Regions from separate parts of the Homo sapiens genome. Here region 2 is linked to region 1. A link is a contact called in ENCODE Hi-C or POLR2A ChIA-PET data. All regions are on one chromosome and are shown on one strand. Each heading gives the region's core, a stretch centred on a gene start or an enhancer-like site at or near the end of the contact. The rest is flanking DNA. Distances are from core to core; before and after follow the strand shown. Region 1 overlaps STX18 (syntaxin 18). Region 2 overlaps LOC107986256 (a long non-coding RNA gene).

The links. A loop is a pair of places that touch in the nucleus more often than their neighbours do. ChIA-PET counts read pairs that join two places held with the same protein, here RNA polymerase II (POLR2A). Pooled maps may share reads with other maps.
Region 2: a loop to region 1 is called in a pooled map, with 2.6 times the contacts of the local background. The contact joins two enhancer-like sites. A Hi-C loop is called at or near these places in 1 of 50 pooled maps. POLR2A ChIA-PET finds 5 or more read pairs at or near these places in 2 of 52 experiments (AG04450 and PC-3).

What each region holds. Positions count from the first base shown.
Region 1 is chr4:4,488,470-4,495,074 of GRCh38, forward strand. The region is part of intron 1 of STX18 (syntaxin 18); the gene reads right to left. Among named protein-coding and RNA genes, the nearest start is that of STX18-IT1, 10 kb to the left of the region's middle. RefSeq lists a silencer at 25-144 and an enhancer at 1,652-1,831. Within about 2 kb of position 4,127, at least 5 of the 41 ENCODE cell types and tissues checked have a DNase peak (open chromatin) inside an H3K27ac peak, as active enhancers do.
Region 2 is chr4:5,033,989-5,040,593 of GRCh38, forward strand. LOC107986256 (a long non-coding RNA gene) reads right to left here. Exons shown (of 3, transcript XR_007058005.1): 3 at 5,634-6,075. It also overlaps a transcript of STK32B not described here. Among named protein-coding and RNA genes, the nearest start is that of STK32B, 14 kb to the right of the region's middle. Within about 2 kb of position 2,468, at least 3 of the 41 ENCODE cell types and tissues checked have a DNase peak (open chromatin) inside an H3K27ac peak, as active enhancers do.

The DNA of each region.
Region 1 (6,605 bases), core at 2,877-5,376:
ATATGTGCTAGGACGATTAAAAATCACTTATTTGCAAGACAAGGGCAAGAGTTACATCAATGTAGACGAAATCTCCTACACAGCCCATCAAGTATGGGTCCCATCCACTAGGTGGTGCTCTCCACCACACTGTTCCTCAGTGAGCAGTACAGTACATCAAAATGACAACAGCCTAGTTTTAAGATGATTTGTCTCTTGAGGATATACATTTGGTTTAAGTTTCTACTGCAAAGTTAAAGTTCTTAAGATAGGTCATGCAGACCAATTGCTCCTGTAATCTGAAACTCAAAAGAGCAAGTAATATCTAAACAAGGGGAGGGGGTGGCCCTGAGCTTATAAGGGTCTCTAAGAGCCAGGAGACAGTCAGCCTGGCTACCTCTAATCTCACCATCAAAACTGTTACCTTGTTCATTTTCTGCTTCACATCAGCAAAGAGAATAGCAAAAGCAACTTCAAGCGGCCCATAGCAAGAACATACATTCAACATCCATTCTGCTTGTCAGATGTCAATAATTTAATCTCAACTGCTTTGTTATCATTCAAACCCCAAAAGTAGAAATGTTTTTGCTTTACTCAAACTGATTTTTTTTCTCTTTTAGCAAAAACAAAAGCAAAGGAATGAATGTTCATTTTATCTCAAAGTTCTGAGAAAGAGGGTTTGGTAACAAGATATATGTCCTTGCCTCCAAAGTCATCTTTCAACTAAGTGAATGGGAATAAAATGCAGAGTATGCTGGCCTTGACCAATAATACAAATGTCCAAATTCCAAGCAAAGTCCAGGGTCTTGCTTCATCATTCCCTGTCCTCAAAAATATACAGATCCCTTTTTTCCTTTTTCCTATAATGAGGAAAGTCATTATGATCGTCTTTGGAGTGAACAAGGCAAGAAACTCAAAGCACTTCAATACACATGCAAAATAATTTTTTTTTTTTTTTTTTTTTTTTTTTTTTTTTTTTTTGGTAGAGACGAGGTCTTGCCATGTTGCCCAGGCTGGTCTCAGACTCCTGGGCTCAAGCAATCTGCCTGCCTCAGCCTCCCAAAGTGCTGGGATTATAGGCATGAGCCACCACACCCGGCCAGAAAATATTATTTCAAGAGATAAGTTACAGAACTTTCTAACATCTTCTTTGTTTGGAAATAAATGAAAAGGTAAAACTTAGTGGTTTCTAGAATTTAAAGAAACTAGCAAATTGCCAACAGCTTAGTTTTACAAAATGAGGGCTCAACTGCTAAAAATGGATTGCTCCTTAAGTGTACAAAGTAACACAAAATAATCACTCCGTAACATAACATTTGCCGGAAAAAAATGTGTGAAAACTACTAGAAAAATAATAGTTAGGTCCTGAGCAGTATATTAAAGATCTTGATTTTGAGACTCAAATTATATCTTTTCATTCTACATGAGTTCTTACTTTCTTTGGACAAAAAATTTAAGGTCCTGTATCTGAATTCAGCTCAGTGTGAAAGCTTTAAATGTAAAACTAGTATATGCAATTTAAATCCCCTTTAACAGTTTTTCAGACAATTAATTAGGTAAAGCATTTGAAACACCATACATACAAAAAATTTTCATTCATATTGCAATGAATTTCACTCAAAATCACATATCGAACTGTAATAAATTTACAATAAAAATGTAACACTAACTGCCCCCCACAAATACATATACACTTTTAAGAGATACACAGTCATGTACCTAAGAAAGGAAAGTAAAACTTGACAATGTTCAAGAAATCTTTCGAAAGCTCTACAGCATTAGTCAGCATTATCTGATCAAATATTAGCATGACCACTATTTTCAAAAGGGCCCATATGTAACAATAGCCAAAGGGGCATCTTCCTAAACTTACAGTATTACTCTAATAGAACAGACAAATTTCCTTAAGAATTGGAGTTGTACTGAACACAAAATGCCGATTTGCAATTATGAGGTCAATCTCATAACAATGAGATTTAAAACAAATTTCAGATTACGGTTTTAAATTTCTATTCATTCTCTATACAGTGGTATATTTCAATAATTACATAAACTGAAACGTTTTCCCTCCTATTTTTTCTCCAAAAGGTTCTCTACAGATGCTTACTTCGTAAAATGCAGCTTAAAATTTATTGGAAACTAAGAATTTTTTTACATGGAATCTATAAATACATGCATAATTTCTGTGCCCATAATTGGAAAAGGGCACAGAGGCTCCTATAACAATCACTAAGGAAGCTCTTAAAAACAAAAAACTTCATCCATGTTCAGGCTGAAGAATTCACATTTAACCTTTATTTTAAATTACAGCCAAAGTCTTTGTTTCAAATCCACATAAATCACTGTTCTTCTCTCTGCAAATACATTTTAGAGAAAACATTATTTAATGTTACATCTGACTTTAATAGAGTTTCCCATTTGCTTTTGCATGTTTATTATCAAACTCTAATCATGACATTTCCAAACTTATTTATACTTTCACACAAACTTCCGAAGTTTTCCCAACTTAAATAAAAACCCACAAAAACTGTGGGAAATGTTTTGCTTGAAAGATAAAAGCAACGTGGTCCAAATGTACATTTGTAATAATCAGTGTTTACTTTTGTTGTTCAAACATTCGGCTTATAGCACTTTCAATATACGCATTCAACTTAATTTTCTTGTCTCTTAAAAAAAAAAAAAGAAGGAAAGTGTTTTCTTTCCCTGTTTTGCTCTCAAAATATAAACTCATTTAATGCAAAGCATTCCCGGATCAGGCATGTTTTAAACTACGAGCACGTCTAGCCTCAACAGCATTCATCCATATTATATACAAAATGCCATTTCTTTCAAAACTTCAGTCTGGACATTTTATAAATCTAATTTCACTTTTCCTAAAAACATGAGGATATTTTACTATATAAGGCTCAATTAAAGTTTTAGTAAATAAAAATAACAAAAGAAATGATACCATAATACTAACGTAGGAAAAAGGATATATATTAATTTCATTTACTGAAAACGTTGAGGGTTTTTTCCTTGAAGTGTCTCTACTATAGATTTTACACTACATTTATTAAAATATGACAAACCTTTAACCTGGGAACAATTTACCAGTTAACATCATCTACCGAAAGAGGAAGTATACTTTGGGTAAGTAAGACACTGGAAACGATTTATGCTGCCTTTTTTCAAAGCTGCTTAGAAAATGGCTATGTACTTTTAAAAAATAATCATTAAAAACAGTCTAACGGTTGTCTTGTGATATCGTTGATCACAAGCCTAGTGATGCCACCTAATTCTAAAGACTGAAATGTGCCTCTCAAAGGGATCTAGCGCAGCCACAGTGTAATATACGTTAAAGGTAATGAAACTAAAAAGTAAGATTTCCTAATAGAATGAACATATTTTAAAGTTTTTATGATTGACAAAAGACTTCTTTTTTTAGCCATTAAAAAACTAAAAGTATCCTGACAAGAGATTCTGGTTTTGAAGTATGTCACACTCCGGTTACCCAGCCATGAATCTCAGTTCATTTTTTAAAATGAGGTCTATTTCCTGTAATTTTAGATATTTTAGAGTACAATTATTTTACATTTTTATGATGCCTTTGGGGTATCATTACAAATATTTTTATGTGTTTAAACTTAGGAAAGAAAAATTAAGTAATAGCTTCTCTTATAGGGAGCTGTCAACTCTCTCCTGGACAAAAATCTTTGTTTTAAAGCAATCTAGAGATTTATATCCCTAGTAACCATAGAAATTAATCTTAAGCTTTAGAAAAAAATTGCATAAAATGCTCTTTATTTAATTAAAATCAGAGCTCATTCTTAGAAATAAGAACCTTCTTTCGAACAGAAAGAATTTTCCACAGAGTATAGGTGGTACTCTTTGTGATAAATGAATCACGCACATTTAATTGACTTTTGAATTGTGTGCATAGAAAGTTAAGTACTTTGTTGGAAAGGATTCGCTCAGGGACTATATTCACTGAAAACTTTTCATAAGAAAAGAAAGTGAAACACAGGATTCAAACAGTGTTTGTAGATTATCTGAGTGTGAGCAAGAAAAAAAGCATAAAGAAAAGCATTTGACAATAACAATTAGGAGAATCACTCATGGGGAGGTCACTTTGTTTTTATTAGGAAACTGAAAATATTTTTCAGCGTGCCTTAGTATGACGATGCATCAACACATCATAAATCAAATTTCATTTTGTGATGACTATCACTTTCTATTTCACATGCATTAAAAAAGAGACATGTTCTGAATTCTGCTTATCACCATATGACTAAGAAGTTTATTTCAGATTTAGAAACCAGTCGAGGATGTCTGGGGCAGTCAACAATGCTCTGCTTAGCCACTCTCTTCCCTAGTAGTCTGAAAAAAATGTGTGCATTTAAGAGATGGTAATAACAAACTCCTCAAATATTTTTAAAATGTCAAAGTTTTTAAGGCTTATAAAATTCAGATTCTGGGCAAATCTGTGTACTTCCAAATTTAACTTACATGAGATTTAAAATTCATGGCTTCAGATTTTTCTCTGCATAATAAATAATTTTAAAAGTTATTCACATTCTGATTCCATTATATTTTTAAAAACCCACTTATTTGGAAAAAAAGATATTGCTGATCATGTCATACAATATTAAATATCCATAAAGTGCTCAGAAAGTGTACTGTAAACACCAAGTAAAGTCAAACTGCAAATATTTCTGCTTTCAGACAATCAAAGTCTTTGGAGAGGCCTGAAATAGGTGTTTCTCTACACACATTTAGGCACCACTAAAAATGCTAAACATTATCATTTTCTCTAAGCAACCCCAATTTTTGGAAAAGGCACAGGCATTCCCAACCCCCCCGCCCCCTCCACTGCCCATGGTTAATTTCATAGTCCTACAAAGAGAAAATTTACTAGGCACTTCAGGGAATCAAGACATCGTGGTACACGTAATGAGTTGCAGAAAGAGACAGAAAGTGATTAGGAATTGTAAATAGTAAGAATAGGTAGTTTCCACTGTATTTAATTGACACCACAGCATATTCACCTGGTAGTTCTAAAAATGATTCCTCTATGATTAAAAAAAATTGTTTTTGTTTAGGTGGGAGAAATATTGATTCAAATGACGCATCTTATTATCTTCATTGTAGGCTGCACACTTCCACAGCAATTGGTCCTCCAAGTAAACAGTACCTATCATGAATTTTCACTTTTAATTCAAATTATAATAATCAATGATACTAGAAGTCTAAATCTATACTAAAGCATCAATAGAAAATATTGTTAATAATGGTTTTAAAATAAGCGCAAAGCATAATGCTGTTTTGAAGTTTTTACAGTATGCTTAGAAAAACAAAATGTAGGTGTTCTACTAGAAATGTAGCTGGAATATCTTCATTCCCCTCTGTTTTTAACCTTATACATGCAAGAAATTATGAAGATACAACAGCCTCATTTTCATGGGAAAACAGAACTGGAAAGAGGTTCGTGGGCTTTCAATCACATGTGGTTTGAATGTCTTTAACTCTTTTCCCTCTCATGCAAGAAAAGTCAACAAGGTAAATATATGTTATTTTTCAGTACCTCCATAAGCCCATATCCCATGGTGGTATCCTTTAGGATTTTATCTCAAAGTCTTACACTGGGGTCAGGTAAGCTAGGCCTACAAAATTGTTTTGAGGGTTACATAACATATACATGAGCACACTGAAGTGATAGAGAAGACAAATGCTACGAAGTAAAAACTGATAATGATCACAGCACCAAGAAAGTATTTATTAACTATTTGTACACTACATATTGTACAGTACATATATTTGGGCTCACAGTGTACCCTTGGTCAAGTTCCTTCTCCAGGCTTCAATCCTTGCTAATAAAATGAAGAGACTGCATTCCCTGATCCCTAAGGTCTAGTCCAGCTCCCCAAATTCCCTGGCTTCTTGCATTTGACTGAAGACTGAACAGCATACTTTCAAGTGATTTTTCATATCCAAGTCTCGGTGCTGTGCTTCACTTACAAGGCAATGGATTTAGCATTCATTTCTGATGACTACATTACAGAGCATATTCCATATTTCATTGAATCTTCACAAAAGTCCTCTAATATTATCACTTCTCCCATTTTATAGGTAAGAACAGTGTGGCTCAGATATGTTAGAGTTGCTATTTAATCCTAGATCTCTCTTATTAACTATCCTTGTTCTTCCCCTGATGCAAAAATAACAATATATTGAATCACATGCTGAGGAATTAACAATCAAGCTCCAGGTTACCTGTAAAATGCTTTGCGCAGGTTACATACAGGTGGGAAGCATCTCCCTGTCTCCATGGTGCCTGTCTTACAGAGCTAAACCAAAAAGCTGTGTGTCCTTAATTGCAAAAGGTCATTAGGAGCCCCACGTGTGCCAAGAAATCAAGGAAAGAAGAGATTACAAAGGTCTAGAAAACAGAGAGAGAGTGACTTTTAACCTGAAAGCAGGAGAAGAGGGAAGATCTGATTGGTCTCATGTAGGGCCCTGTAAAAATTATTTATCCCTTCCCCACCCTGCTCCATAAGGCCCCTGGATGATTCTAATGTACAATCAGGGTTGAGAACCACTGATGTAGGAGCCAGAGGAAAGAGGTTGAGCATGGACTTTGGAATCAG
Region 2 (6,605 bases), core at 1,218-3,717, 540 kb after region 1:
TGCAGGAGATGTGAGGCCCTAAACATGGTATAAAATTCTGTAACGGACACTTTACAAAAGAAGAAGGAAAGGGAAAAAAGCAGATTGAGAAATGCCACATACGTTTCCAGGCGGGGACATAGATTTCATGCCGTTACACAGCTTTCCTAACTCCATTTCACCTAGCTGGAGCTTTGGACTCTTACGTAAAGTTCCTTATTCATTTGTTCAGCAGAGATTTATTAAGCAGCCACTGCGTCTCTTGCAACTACAGAATCAGTCTTTTGAAAAATGAACCAGAAAATGTATGGAAACTAATCCTGCCTTTCTCACCAAACACACTGTAGGGATAACCTCTCTCATACGTGGGCGTCAAATGTTTACAAAACTTGTGCCTTCCATCTGTCACTTTCCTGCTGGCCGCTGGGCCTCCGGACACACAGTTCCCCTGCCTGCAGCACTCCAAAAATATTCTATGCGCTCCCCTCCCTACAAATATTTGATGAAGGAATAGCAGAAAGAACACATTCTTTCCATGGTTTATATAAGCACCACACTCCTGCCAGGGCTATCTGTCTCAGCTTTTTCCTTTTCACGATGAATCGTACCACAGTTTGTGCCTGATGCTCTGCAGAAATTGATCTTAACACTTAAAAACAACTTTGCCTGTTGGGTACATGTCAGATGTTTTACAGAGTAATCTTCACATTTTCCTGCTTGAGCGATATATTCAGACATCCCCACACTCATTCAGCTGATGGGAATGTTGGTCTCAGCCCTTGAACAAATCAATCAGGTAGGCTGGAGGGGCATCCTGGATTCTTCTCCAGGCTCCATCGTCAGACACTGGTTCAAAATGAATGTTCATGGCAGCCTGGTCATAGAAGTCCTGGGGTAATGTCAGTAGCACTTGATTTACTGGGCTTTTCCCTGCTGGGATCTGCTCCCGGCCACTCCACTGGCCATCAACGACTTCCTTTGAATGGTGCTAACAATGCATTTTCACGGTTAGATGTAGATTTTGTTCTGGAGTCCCAGAAGTACCTCCCTGATGTCTGGAAACCTGTGCCCCATGGATTGGCTCCAATGGGGAGGTATTTTAGAGGAATGTGGAGCCCTGCAGGCCTTGGCTCGCTATGCTTGGTCCAGCCACTTACCAGCAACAGAACTTCAGAACCACGTTGCTTCATAGCATCATGAAGTTTTTAAGCACCACACACCTTTTCCTTTTCATTTTATCCCCAGCACCTGGCAGTGCCTGTTTCATAGTCTGCATGTACATTCATTGAAGACATGAATCTGTGAATCAACTTCTTAGCCTTATTCTCACATATTATAATGGAAAAATAATCTTTCTAGCTTGAGTAAATGATTAAGAAGATGTTTGCAACATGCTTAATTATAGAGCTCGACACATAGTAATTGCTCAGTGAGTGGGTAATGGGCTGGCATATCACACAGCAGGAGAGGCAGGAGGGATGAAAGGGGGACGATATGCTCGACTATGCCTGGCTCCTGAATATTTTGGGTGAAGACCCCCACCCACACATGTGCCTGCACCTAACCATAGGCTGCCCAAAGTGCTGCCCTGGCAGGTGAGGCACTCTGCTCTTTGTCAGAGTCAGGGATTAGGATGGAGTCGCTTCCAGATGAGGAGACGGTGGAGACTGACATTGGAGGCTGGGCGATGGACTTCCCAGCAGAGATGTGCATGCATACTCAACGAGCTGAAGGATCTTTTTAAACATTTGTATTCAAAGTCTGTACAATTAGAATGTATTTTCATCAGAAATGCAAATTAAAGGATCTGTAAATTTTTTTTTTTTTTTTTTGAGGGACGAAGTCTCGCTGTCACCCAGGCTGGAGTGCAGTGGCGCGATCTTGGCTCACTGCAACCTCTGCCTCCCGGGTTCAAGTGATTCTCCTGCCTCAGCCTCTTGAGTAGCTGGGATTACAGGCGCCCGCCACCACACCCGGCTAATTTTTGTATTTTTAGTAGAAACAGAGTTTCGCCATGTTGTTCAGGCTGGTTTTGAACTCCTGGCCTCAGGTGATCCACCGGCCTCGGCCTCCCAAAGTGCTGGGATTACAGGCGTGAGCCATCGTGCCTGGCTAAAAAAAAAACTTTAATGCTTTTTTATCTATGCTTTCAAAAAGTGTAACTTCCTTACCTTTAACAAATACCACTCCTGCCTAGCTCAAAGTTTGTGTAAAGAGAGAATAATACTATAGATGTGAAACCAATCTGAAAGCTGCTGGGTGCAGTGTGCACGGGGACTATGCTTGTTTTGTCCCCCACTGAGTACCCAGCACTGAGCATAGCCCTGACATGTAGTAGGTGCTCCGTGAATACTGGCTGGAAAAAATGCTTCAGTCATCACATTTGCACTGGAAATCATCATCCTCGACACAGCAGGCCCCTTTTGGTTCTGATTATGCAAATTGGGTCCAGGTGTCTCTCTGAAGTCAGAAAATAAACTCCACATTGCAGGCCAGAGTAGAAAATGCTGCCGTTTCTTGCTGAGTCATCAAGGAGGCCTGAGAAGTTAAGATTAGGTTCTGCCAGCAACAGTTCACATGTAGCTAGAAGGAACTAAAGCTTGTGTCACTGGTATATTGAGGCAAAAGCGTCCAAAATTCCACTTGAAACACTGTTTTATAATTACATATTAAATACCAAGGCAAGGGTGGATTTTTTTTTTTTTTTTTTTTTTTTTCGAGATGGAGTCTTGCTCTGTCATCCAGGCTGGAGTGCCGTGGCGTGATCTTGGCTCACTGCAACCTCCGCCTCCTGGGTTCAAGCAATTCTCCTGCCTCAGCCTCCCAAGTAGCTGAGATTACAGGCGCCCACCACCACACCCGGCTAATTTTTGTATTTTTAGTAGAGACGGGGTTTCACCATGTTGGCCAGGCTGGTCTTGAACTCCTGACCTCGTGATCTGCCCACCTCGGCCTCCCAAAGTGCTGGGATTATAGGCATGAGACACTGTGCCCGGCCAAGGGTGGAATTTAAAATTGCACACAACAGCTCTCTGGCAAGAGTGTGGATGCATCCTGTGGAAATTGGCATTTTTGAGGGTCTGGAGCAGGGTGTCTGAGCTATTGACCCTATTGACACTTTGGGAGGGATATTTATTTGTTGTGGGTGGCTGTCTAGTGCACTGTAGGATGCTGAGCAGCACCCCTGGTTTCTATCCACTAGGGCCAGTAGCACCACTTCACGCCATCCTAGTCACGACAATCAAAAATGTCCCCAGACATTGCCAAATGTTTCCTGGGTGGGGGATCACCCCTGTTGAGAAGTACTGGGCAACAGCAATATTTCTCATGCTAACAAATCAGCACCCATTCATTTTTATTAAGCCCCTGGTAGGCGGCAAACACTCTATTGGGTACTTTGATTCAAAGCTCACAGATAGGAAAAATGGTCCCCACTTTACAAATGAAGAAACTGAAAGAAAGTAACTTGTTCAAGTTGAGTGATTGAATAAATTAATGAATGTCTGACAGCTAGTGTGGTCTTGGTCACAACCAGCTCTTCTGGTTCCCTAGCTGGAACCCTGAGCCCTCCAGAACTGATTCACTGCTAATAAATATCAATTACTCTACAGATAAAGGAAGTGGATTTGGACTGAGGGTGCCTGGAGGACTCTGAGAAAGGGCTCTGACAAATGAACTTCCCCAAAGCAAACCCTCTTTCCCGTCTGTGTTAAAGTTGGTGAAGATAAAGATGGTTTTCTAGATAGTGGCTCTGGGGACACACTGAAGACTCAAAGATTAAAATGTCACCATGTTTCAGCCTGTTTCAGCTTCTACTCAGCTATGACACTGCTTTTATTTACCACTGCACTGTTTTCTTCATTGGGCTGTGAGGGTGGGCATGGGGACCTGTTATTCATTTCTGTTCCTGCTGGTGCCTGGCATGTAATGGGCACATGTTTTTTGGGTGAATGAATGGATAACTGAAGGGACGGAAGGGGGAGGGAGTGTGTGTTACCTCTCTTTGCTCCCTCTAAGACCTCCCCACCCGTCCATCCTTGCTTTGCCAGACCCTTGGCTAAGAAAATGCCAGCCAACACTGTGTTCTCAAGTGACTCTCAGTTCTTAGAAACAAAATGATGGAATTTCAGTATTGGAAAAATGCTTAGACATGACCTCATCCCTACCCAAGCTGGTTCATGAATCATCCCCATAAAATTCCTGGCATGCCAATTAAAACCATTCAGCTGTTCATTCATTCTTTCATTTTGCTGAACATTTGTTAGGTACCTATATCGTTCTGGAGGCAAGGAAGGATGACGATGACAATGATGACCTTGGCCTCAACGAGTCTGCATTTGTTTAGATATGGATTAAGCTGATGAACCAAAGGAATCCCCAAATTCAAAACATAGTCATGCATTGCTTAATGACGGGGATACATTCTGAGAAACGTGTGTTGGGCAATTTCAGCATTGTGCAAACATTGCTGCACAAATCATAGAGAATACTTACACAGCCCTAGGTGGTGAAGCCTACTATATGCCTAGGCTGCATGGTCTAGCCTACTGCTACTAGGCTACAAACCTGTGCAGCATGCTACTGTACTGAACACCATAGGCAACTGTAACACAATGCATTTGTTAACACAAAGTATTCGTGTATCTAAATCTATCTAAATACAGAAAAGGGACTATAAAAATAAGGTATAAAATAAACAATAATAAACTTGGATAGGGTACTTACAATGAATGGAGCTTGCAGGACTGGAGAGTTGCTCTGGATGAGTGAGTAGCTGGTGAGTGAATGGGAAGGCCTAGGACATGACTGTATTATACTTTAGATTTCAGAAACTCTGTACACTTTGGCTACACTCAATTTATAAAAACATATTTTATTTCTTTAATAATAAATTAGCCTTAACTTACTATAACTTTTTTTACTTTATGAACTTTTTAATATTTTTAAACTTTTTGACTCTTTTGTAATAACATAGCATAAAACACAAACATACTGTACAGCTATACAAAATTTCTTTCTTTTTTTTTTTTTTTTTTTGAGATGGGATCTTACTCTTTTGCCCAGGTTGGAGTGCAGTGGCATGATCATAGCCCACAGCAGTCTCCAACTCCTGGGCTCAAGTAATCTTCCCACTTCAGCCTTCTGAATAGCTGGGATGGCAGGCATATGCCATCATGCCCAGATATATATATATTTTTTGTATTTTTGGTAGAGATGGGGTCTTGCTATGTCGCTCAGGCTGGTCTTAAACTCCCAGACTCAAGTGATCCTTCTGTGTACCTCAGCCTTCCAAAGTGTTGGGATTACAGGCACGAGGCACCACACTTGGCCACTTTCTGTCTTTATAACCTGAATCTATAAGCGTTTTTCTACTTAAAAATTTCTTTAGAACTTTGTGTTAAAAACTAAGACACAAATACGCACATTAGCCTAGGTCTCACAGGGTCGGGATCATCAATTTCTGCTTCCACATCTTGCTCACTGGACAGTCTTAGGGGCAGTGACATGCATGGAGCTGTCATCTCCTAGGATAACAATGCCTTCTTCTAGAATCCCTCCTGGGGGACCTGCCTGAGGCTGCTTCATAACTAACTTTTTTCTGCATAAATAGGAGGCACACATTTTAAAATAATGATAAAAGTATAGTAAGTACATAAACTTTTAACATAGTCATTTATTATCATTATCAGGTGTTATGTACTGTATGTAATTCTATGTGCTAAATTCTATGATTGACAGTGCAAGGAGGTGTGTTTACACCAGTACCACTGCAAACACGTGAGGAATGCATTGTGCTACGAAGTCATGATGGCTGCCATGTCACCAGGAAATAGGAATGTTGAGCTCTGTGATAATCTTATTGTACATGTGGTCCATTGCTGCCCAAAATGTCATGATGCTGCACACGACTGTTAAGTGGTATCACCAAGACAGTGTCTATCCTCTCTTAACAGTCCAGAGGCAGTAGGCGGTCCAGGTCAGGTAGGCCATTCTGCTACATGAGGACGTCCCACACCACGGCTACTTCCTTGTGGTTGCTCTGCTACTCCCTGGAGTGCCGTCCTCCCCAGCAGGTCTTCAGGTGGTCATCACAGCCTGCAGGAGTGGTAGGAGATGCGGTCGGTGCATGTGTCATTTCTCACATCCTGTTGGCTGGAACTTAATTCCATGGCCACTCCCACCTGCAAAGGCAATTGGAACACCTAGTCCCTAGCCCAGTGGCCATGTGCTCAGCTAACACTGGAGGTGTATGTTCTATTTGTAAAAAGAAAGAAGGGGTAAGTGGATACCATGAACAAGTAGGTGTCTCTGCCACACTGCCCAACTCCTTCATTTTTTTCAGTTTACAGATGGGGAAAATGAGGCCTATAGAAGGGAAGTGACTTCTCTCAGTGCACATGATGAGGCAGTGGCAGTAGAATTTTTTTTTTTTTTTTTTTTTTTTGAGACGAAGTCTCGCTGTGTCGCCAGGCTGGAGAGCAGTGGCACGATCTTGGCTCACTGCAACCTCCGCCTCCTGGGTTCAAGCAATTCTCCTACCTCAGCTTCCCGAGTAGCTGGGATTACAGATGAGTGCCACCATGCCCAGCTAATTTTTGTATTTTTAGTAGAGACAGGGTTTCACC